2 separate regions of the Homo sapiens genome follow, and region 2 is linked to region 1. Evidence: chromatin contacts called from ENCODE Hi-C or POLR2A ChIA-PET data. All regions are on one chromosome and are shown on one strand. The core of a region is the stretch at or near the end of the contact, and the rest is flanking DNA. Distances in the headings are between cores, read along the strand shown.

The links. Hi-C counts contacts between places; a loop is a spot of excess contacts on that map. ChIA-PET counts read pairs that join two places held with the same protein, here RNA polymerase II (POLR2A). Pooled maps may share reads with other maps.
Region 2: a map of PC-3 shows a loop between it and region 1 (7-fold over the local background). The contact joins two enhancer-like sites. A Hi-C loop is called at or near these places in 3 of 168 maps with a recorded cell type or tissue (Caco-2, PC-3 and mucosa of descending colon) and 3 of 50 pooled maps. POLR2A ChIA-PET finds 5 or more read pairs at or near these places in 4 of 52 experiments (IMR-90, MCF 10A, PC-3 and 1 more).

Annotation. Positions count from the first base shown.
Region 1 is chr7:12,708,115-12,712,676 of GRCh38, forward strand. No RefSeq gene overlaps it. Among named protein-coding and RNA genes, the nearest start is that of ARL4A, 23 kb to the left of the region's middle. Within about 2 kb of position 3,062, at least 3 of the 41 ENCODE cell types and tissues checked have a DNase peak (open chromatin) inside an H3K27ac peak, as active enhancers do.
Region 2 is chr7:12,800,412-12,804,815 of GRCh38, forward strand. No RefSeq gene overlaps it. Among named protein-coding and RNA genes, the nearest start is that of ARL4A, 110 kb to the left of the region's middle. Within about 2 kb of position 1,785, at least 4 of the 41 ENCODE cell types and tissues checked have a DNase peak (open chromatin) inside an H3K27ac peak, as active enhancers do.

The DNA of each region.
Region 1 (4,562 bases), core at 1,812-4,311:
CTTTGTGGGGAGAAATTTTGAGACTGTAAAATTCTGTTCCTCCACCTACTTTTACCCATTAGTTTTAGCATTCATTGCTATGTCTTGCCTGATTATTGCTATATTGGTTGAAAAATGTTGATTTTCTAATGCTTTCACTCCTTCTACATTATTTAGTATTAAACTCCCCATTTATTTATCTTTATCATAGAGGACTCATGAATTCCTATTTTATTCAATGTACTATAATTCAGTACTATCATCATTTCTTTTGATGCTCAAAAAAAATAAAAATAAAAATAAATAAATAAAAATAGATTTGACCAGTAGGAGTAAGCCCTTTTCCAGGTTGGCTTCTGTGTACTTTTGACATGTTCTCATTATTCTTTCAGCACTTCATTACTTCCTGGCACAATCAGATGATTTATGTTCATTTGTTCTTTCCTTGTCCCAGTCCTGAGATCAGCCATTCCTCCAAGAAGCCCTGTTTCTTTCAGTAGAGTGGCATTTAGAAATCAAGATCTGAGTACTTGATATGCTAAAAGGATACTGCTCCTTCTAGGCCTTCCTCAGTGGAAAAATAATTTCTATACATGCATATTGCTATTGCTCTATTTCCTCCTCTCTTTTTCTCTCCCTCACATATTTGTATGTGTGCATGTGTGTGTATGTGTATCTACCTACCTATATATTTATATATACACAAATATACTTATTTATGAGTACACACCAACACCTCCAATTCCTATTTCCTGTCACCACAGACTTTATTATAGTTTTATTCCTTGTCATATTCATATATTCCTTCTCTGACAGTAAGATGATGACGGCTTCCATTATCTTACTGTATTAATTGCTCAATCCCCCCATATGTAGTTAATCTACCAAGCTTGCTAGACTGACTTCCTACCTAATTGCTTTTTCAACGAATAGTAAGTAAAGGACAAAGTAAAGGGTGGAATGAAAGAGGAGGAAGAAAGAAAGAGAATAACACATTTTGAAATCTAAATTAAAATTTAAAGGTAGATTTTTGCATGTTTTATATGTATAGAAGTAAGGTTCTGGGAATCGAGTTTATTCTTAGTTTTTTAAGATCATGAAAATAGGCCGGGCATGGTGGCTCACGCCTATAATCCTAGCACTTTGGGAGGCCAAGGCGGGTGGATCACTTGAGGTCAGAAGCTCGAGACCAGCCTGGCCAACATGGTAAAACCCTGTCTCTACTAAAAATACAAAAATTAGCCGGGCATGTTGGCACACGCCTGTAATCTCAGCTATTCAGGAGGGTAAGCCACGAGAACTGCTTGAACCCAGGAGGCAGAGGCTGCTGTGAGCCGAAATCGTGCCACTGCACTCCAGCCTTGGCAACACAGCAAGACTGTGTCAAAAAAAAAAAAAAATCTTGAAAATACATCCTAATATTTTGTCTTTATATATTCACACATTAACAAGCATTAGGCATACAAAGGTGAATGAGACAAAGTCTGCAGAGTTCAGATATGATAAAACAAGCAGACAGGTTAAAATATTAATAATTCCTATAATAGTAGAAGAGTTATCGTAGAGGAATACAAAGAGTTTCAGGAAGAAACTGAGCTACACTATAACACAGAAGAGACCAATAGATTTTGCATAAGCAGCAGAATGATTTCTCTTCATTAAGAGTAATGATCCACATGCTAAAGGTTAATTTCTAGTTGGTCTTCTGAATTCTGGCTTTTTCTTAACTCTTTTCTTCTGCTTTAGTCATCCTATAGAGGACCAGAAAAAATTAGACACAGTGAAATCTCTCTTCATGGTCAGGACAGTTACTGAGCAACAGGAAACACAACTATTCCTTATAGGCCTGGTGCCCTGTTTTTTTCCAGCCCTCAGGTTGGGAGCCTTTCGCATATTTTGCATATAACCTCTGACTTTGCAATGGAACGGAATTTTATTATATTTAATACCATATAATTTTTTTAGTACTGTATTTTTTGGTGGCTTTTAAAGCCACTATTCAAAATCTTTATATTACCCAATACTGCCAATATTCTAAAATTCTTGTGCAAATAAATTGTGTCATTATGTACAGTTAATGGACTTAGTAGGCAAATCAATTTTTATTTTTTTGGTTAAAGGGCTCTCCATTGTGTAAGTGCCTTTAAAACATGCTTATTAGTTAAGCATCTCAACAATGTGGAATGTGGGTTGGTTTTATCACTCTCCAATTAAAAGTTATTGCTCCATAACTTCCAAGAAAGGAAGTTAGGCACTTGGAGAAATTGGTTCAGTATTACATTGTGCAAATAGAATAAATAAATCCAGACTACTGATTCTCAACCTGTTTTCTGCCCTAAATCATCAGAGAGATAAATAGATTCTCTGTTGTAATAACTGAGTCTCAGATTCTAGCTCAGGAAGCCATTATGCCTTCTCAGTACTGGCCTTCTAAAACTTGATATGTTCAATTTTCAAAGAAAATCAATTTAGAAAGAAAAAATATGCTTTGAGATGATAAAAAAGGGAATAGTCATGTAATACAAAATCCACTAAAGCTACATTTCTCTATGCCTTATAGAAATGGACAATTATTTAAATATTAAAACATACCACTACCCCAATTATATATTTTATAATATAAAAATACTTCTTAAACTAAGTAGTAGTATTACTACTGAAATCATCTGTGTATATTTGATATGGGACATGGATAATGGGTCACATCTTGACAAGCATTTCAGGCCTATTGAAAGCTGGTTGTAACAGGATGCAGTTTGCATGAAGGGCTCATTATGATTATATCTTGGACACAGCACAGTAACACTTTTCTTTTCTTTTTTTTTTTTTTTTTGAGACAGAGTTTCGCTCTTGTCGCCCAGGCTGGAGTACCGTGGTATGATCCCGGCTCACTGCAACCTCTGCCTCCCGGGTTCAAGCAATTCTCCTGCCTCAGCCTTCCAAGTAGCTGGGATTACAGCCACCACGCCCAGCTAATTTTTGTATTTTTAGTAGAGGCTGGTTTTTGCCATGTTGGCCAGGCTGGTCTAGAACTCCTGACCGCAGGTGATCCACCTGCCTCGGCCTCCCACAGTGCTGGGATTACAGACGTCAGTCACCCGGCCCGGCCGACACTTTTCTTATGGCTTAGAAGTTCACAGAGTTCATAGGCAATTCATGTAAACTCAAAATGTTTGAATAGCCACACGAACGACTTCAGCTTGGCAGTCCCTTTGTCTCTAGGTTTCTGCTCGTTTCTATGTATCTAGAAATTCTGCCTCAGTCAACGTCTTGGACTCCTATCTTAGTGTAGGTAGAATTACTCATCATTACTTACTTTGAATCTAGATGGTTTCTTCACTGCTACTTTTAAAACCAGAGAGTCACCAAGTCAAGCACAACCACCTTGTTCATTCTCTTTTTTTTTTTTTTTTTTTGAGACAGAGTCTCGCTCTGTCACCCAGGCTGGAGTGCAGTGGCGCGATCTCGGCTCACTGCAAGCTCCGCCTCCCGGGTTCACGCCATTCTCCTGCCTCAGCCTCACGAGTAGCTGGGACTACAGGCGCCCGCCATCACGCCCGGCTAATTTTTTTTTTTGGAGGCGGAGTCTCGCTCTGTGGCCCAGGCGGGAGTGCAGCCGCGCGATCTCGGCTCACTGCAAGCTCCGCCTCACGGGTTCACGCCATGCTCCCGCCTCAGCCTCCCGAGTAGCTGGGACTACAGGCACCCGCCGCCACGCCCGGCTAATTTTTTTGTATATTTTTTAGTAGAGATGGGGTTTCACCGTGTTAGCCAGGATGGTCTCAATCTCCTGACCTCGTGATCTGCCCGTCTCGGCTTCCCAAAGTGCTGGGATTACAGGCGTGAGCCACCGCACCCGGCCTGTTCATTCTTTTAAGGCCTTCATTTTATTCCTGTTGGTTTCACTCACAACTGATAAAAAAGGTAAATGTCGTGTGAGTAGATAAAAATTTTTGAAAATTTGTTTTCAAAGTTGTTAAAGGAAAATACTCTTCTGAGTGTTTCCGTTCTGGATTGTTATTAGTAAGAAAAATATTTTCACAATGATACTATCAAGCATAAAATTCAGCAAATTATAATACTACCCTTATTACACAGTCTCAGGAAAAAAGGTAATAAGTATTATTTTGCATTTAGTGATAGAAATATTAAGGCTCACAATAACAATTGATTTTAAAATAATGATTAATTTTCCAGCTAAAGTTGTCATTTGACAAGCATTTACTGAAAGTACTTGAGAAAACGACAGCAGTAATTATAGCAGTAATAAAGCATAGCAGGCTAGACTTGCCTCTGTAATGCTCATGACTCTTGTGTAATGTAGATAATTAGCAAACTATCGAAACCACTGGAGGAACATCCTGTAACATGGTTAGGGAGACCTTTGTCCTCAGATTTGTTAGCTAATGACATTGTATAAGGATTTGGCAAGTAATTGAATTCTGTTGACTCTTAAATGTTTGGTAATGTACAGTTAAAACTATAAAGTCTGACAGAGGACATGGAGTTGGTACCTTTTCTTTTAAATTTTTCACAGCAATCTTCCAGTATGTTCTTATCTTCCTTGGAAAACCTAGTGTGTC
Region 2 (4,404 bases), core at 535-3,034, 91 kb after region 1:
ATTTACTGTAGTTCTGAATTAAATCATTCCATGGATGGTAAAGAAAATATAAATAGCTCCAAAGATCTTCTACATTTCTTCAAAGCTTAAGTTGGCTGCTGCTTGGCAATTTTAAGCTGATAAAGAATAAAGGCCACCCTATTTTAAGCTTTTTATCCAGTTAGCTGTTTGAAATGATTTCACAGTTCAGGCAGGGAGGCGAGCTGGGTAAACGTATCGTTCACAAATAAGTTCTGTAGAATCCAGTGTGGAAATGGAAGAAGGTAGAAGAATGTTTGGCCTTATGACAACTGTGGAATTTGAGTCAAAAATAAAAGTATGCTGGTAATTCCCCATTGCTCAGGGAGTGCCTGCCCAACCCTGGAAGTTATTTCTTTGTGTTCTGTTTTTAGAGGTTTCTAGCTCTGTTCTAAAAAAGAAAATATTGAATGCCATAGTAGGGCACTGAGTCCATCTTGAAGAAGAAGAAGAGCATAACTCTGTAATCTTTCTTGCTAGTCACTTCCAGTTGCTTTTTTTTGCCTCTGGGAAAAAAATGACAGATGCATGGATTTTCTTGCTTGTGGAATGGTTTCTTGCTTGCAGACTCCTTAAAGCAGAGAGGACACATTCATATTTGGGTTCCACGTTGTTGGTTCTCTGTGCAAATTAATTCTCAAGTCTAATAGCATATTCCCTTTATGATTTCTATGAAATCGTTATCCCTGCCTTGATTCACTGACTCATTTTATGCTATCAAGATGTAAACTCTTTGAGAAGAACATCCTCCTATCTGAGTATGCAGGTTTAATTTTACTGTCACAGCACACGTGTACAAAGTCAGATACAACCGGGAGAGTCATCGGCCCTCAAGATAGTCATTAGTCCATTGCAGGTAAGAGTAGGGCAAGATGGGAGGCAGTTGAAATTATTATTAGGGGTGAGGTATTGCATCACTGCAGACATTATAAAATGCTTCCTATGTGGAAGGGTGTAAACCTAAGGTGCAAAGTCCATGGACACTGAAAAGTGGCTGGGCTGGTTTAACAAGATGGGGCAGTGGGAGGAATGCACAGATTGTATTTAATCTCTCCTTTTATTTCCATTTCTCCCTAGATATCAACTCTTTCCTAACTATCCCAGTCCTTTCACCTTTAGGAATTTCCCTTTTATATTCTACCTGATAGACATTGGACTCCGGACGACCAATTCTCCCCTTTTATATCTTTAGTTAACTCTTACCTGCCCTGTCCTCTGCCAGGAAAGTATTAAACTATTTTGGGTTAAAGTGCTCAAGTGCAGCAGTGCTGAAGTATAAGCTGAATAGGCTTTAGAATCAGGCAGGCCTGGGTTCTATGATTTCCCTTGTATTTCCTATGTGGCTTTAGGCAAGTTATTTGAACTATCTGAGTTTCAAATTATCAGTAAAACATGGATAATAATGTATAGCTAATAGAGTCATTTTGAAGATTAAGTGAGATAAGATATGTAAAGGAGCTAGTATTCAAAAACTTAGTTTCTTTTTTTCCTTTCCATTTTACTACCAATACTATCCAAAATTTATAGATTATCAGAAGTTTTAAATATCTGAAGTATCTAATGGTGGAAATTTTGAACATGAAAGACATCAATGAAGTGATTTCCAAGGAAAATTCCTTTCTGAGAGCTTTTCAATGATGTATTTGAGTCTGTTTGTGTGTTAAGGAGTATGTGTAGGCACAGAGAGTATGTTGACTATCTTCTGATTAAGACTTCATTTTTCCATGCTTGCCTTTGCCCCAGGATGATGACTCATTTATAATCTTTATCACCTGGCTCCTGCACCCTCTGGCTTTTAATTAGGCTGAGCCTTTAGAGAACCACTGCGAAAGATCTAGATGTTTTTATTTCCCTTGATAGCTTATGGGAAGTTTGCCTAAGGTGGCACTGCTGCTTGAGGCAATCAAGGTTCCCATGTCCTCCTGCTTCCTGGTGTGCTGGAAAACAGAGGAAGGAAAGAGACTCTGCCAGATCCCCTAGGGCTGCTGTGCTCTCCTTGGAAGGTCGCTTACCCTTTCAAGGTGAACTTCTCCACATGGCTCTCTCCCAGTTTCAATAACTTCTTCCCTGTGTCCTTTTGGACTTAGGGGTGTTAACTCCTTACCAACTTAGCATTCTTACACTACCCATTGTGATTCTCCTACACCCACACCTCTGTAAATAGTCTTTTTGTAAATACATCCTACTCAAGTTATCCTGATTTGAGTGTGCTATCTGTTCTGTATTGGAATCCTGATTTATACACAACATAAACAGAGTGGAATCAAAGAAGAGGACTCATTCCTGTAATGCAAGTTAACAAGGTTAGTAAGTCAGGCTTCCAAAATTTATTATGTTTTCTAGGACATGTTTTGATTTGAGGTGTGTCTGAATAACAATCATCATTGTTTAAACCTCCTGTATGATCTTGCTGAATGCTTAATGAATGTTACTTGGAAGGCAGGATCCAAAATCATGGGAGAAAGATGAGAAAATAGCCACAGGAGGAAAACAGATGTATGGAGTGCACTTTCATGAAGATATTCAAATACAGTTGTTGAAATAAATTTGCATTTTTTTAAACAATTGTGCTCTTAATTATGATGAATTTCTCTTCAATTTTTCTGACCTCAGTGCTTTATCTGGGTTATAGAGTTTCCTTAAACCCCTTAGTCTGCATACTGGAAAAGTCGCACTTCAGACTACTGGAAACTAAACAAATAGTAGGAAGACATCATCTGCTAATTCTATGAGTCCTCTTCTTCCTGTTGCATCTGGCTCTTTTAGATTTGGTTTTGAAGAGACTTGATGAGGCAAGATTAGACAGAAGAAGAAATTTCATGAACATTTAGGAGCCCAGAATGATGGTGGCATTGATGTAAGGCCATACCAGGTGTGGTCTCTTTTTGGCCCAATCTTAAAAACCCAGCCTTCAGACAGAACTTATTTTTTTTAATATATATGAAAATGGAGTCCAAACAAGAAACTTTTATTAGGCTAAAGAAGAATTCTTATTTTTTAACTCTCTTGGCATTTTTATTTAACAAAAGACTAAAGAATGTGGCAAAGCAACATTGAAAATACCAATTTTTCCTCTTCCCAAGGCTTGTAAACTTTAATTTGAACTTTAAATACCTTTTCTACTTCATATTACTCATTTGACAGCAATTGTTTTAAGATACGGATTCGTCTTTCCTGGCCATCTTCTATTTGTTTAACATAATAATATACTTAAACCATGCATGTTTCACAGAGAATTGGCAAGATTTTAGATATCTGCCGTTTGATTGGTGCTGCATTAACCTAGAGTATAACAAGCCCGGTGATGGATGTACAAGTGTCTACACTCATTAAACTTTGTATTTGCAGAGCAAATAAGTGCAGTTATGACACATATGTGAACACAGACGGACAGAATTCGCTTTTTTACTGTGTGGCCAGTAATACAAAATAATTCAAAGAGAAAAGATTCGTTTCTACATGGCTCCTCAGAAATGTTTGTTTTATATTATAACATAATATGTGTTAAAACAGGATGATCTCAGCCACTGTTTTTTTTTAACTGAGTATTTATTTCCCAAAACTATTTGCTTACCTTCTCACAAAATAATTCTCAATCTTACATTTACTGGGGAAGAGCTAATTATTTCCTTTACTTGATTTAAGAAAAATCTTTTATGTAGACATATTATATCCTGATGTTTAAAAAATCCATTAACAAGGTCTTTAACAAGAACCTATATATTTTGGACTTCAGGTGGACATTTTGTAGTACACAGAAATTTGACTTAAATATTTGGTGTTAATCTGGGTTGTACTAGGAACAAAGTGATCCATGGGAAGGGGTATATCAGTTTTTGTTGTTGTTGTTGTTGTTGTTGTTTTAAACTTAAGCTCGTACTTTATAACAAGAGGATTTTCTGTCAGTTTAGTTTTGTTTTTTAAGACAGGGTCACTCTGTCACCCGGGAGTGCAGTGGCGTGATCATGGCTCATTGCAGTGACCTAGAAGCGATCCTCCCACCTCAGCCTCCTGAGTAGCTGGGACAGCAGGCATGCACCACCACACCTGGCTGATTTTTGTACTTTTTGTAGAGATGGGATTTTGCCTTGTTGCCTAGGCTGTTCTCAAACTCCTGAGCTCAAGCGATCCTCCCACCTAGGCCTCCCAAAGTGCTGGGATTGCAGGTGTGAGCCACTGTGCCTGGCCAAGAGTATTTTAAAAATCTTAATAATGATAACAAAGGAGGTGATACATTTCCTTGATAGTAATTCTTTTACGGATAAATGTTAACTGTAGAGTTCTTTATGGATCAATATTGGGATGACTCAGTTATCAATTTCTTTAACAACATATGCAATGGGAGCCCATTGTGGGGGCAAGTGAGAGATAAGACAATAAATCAGA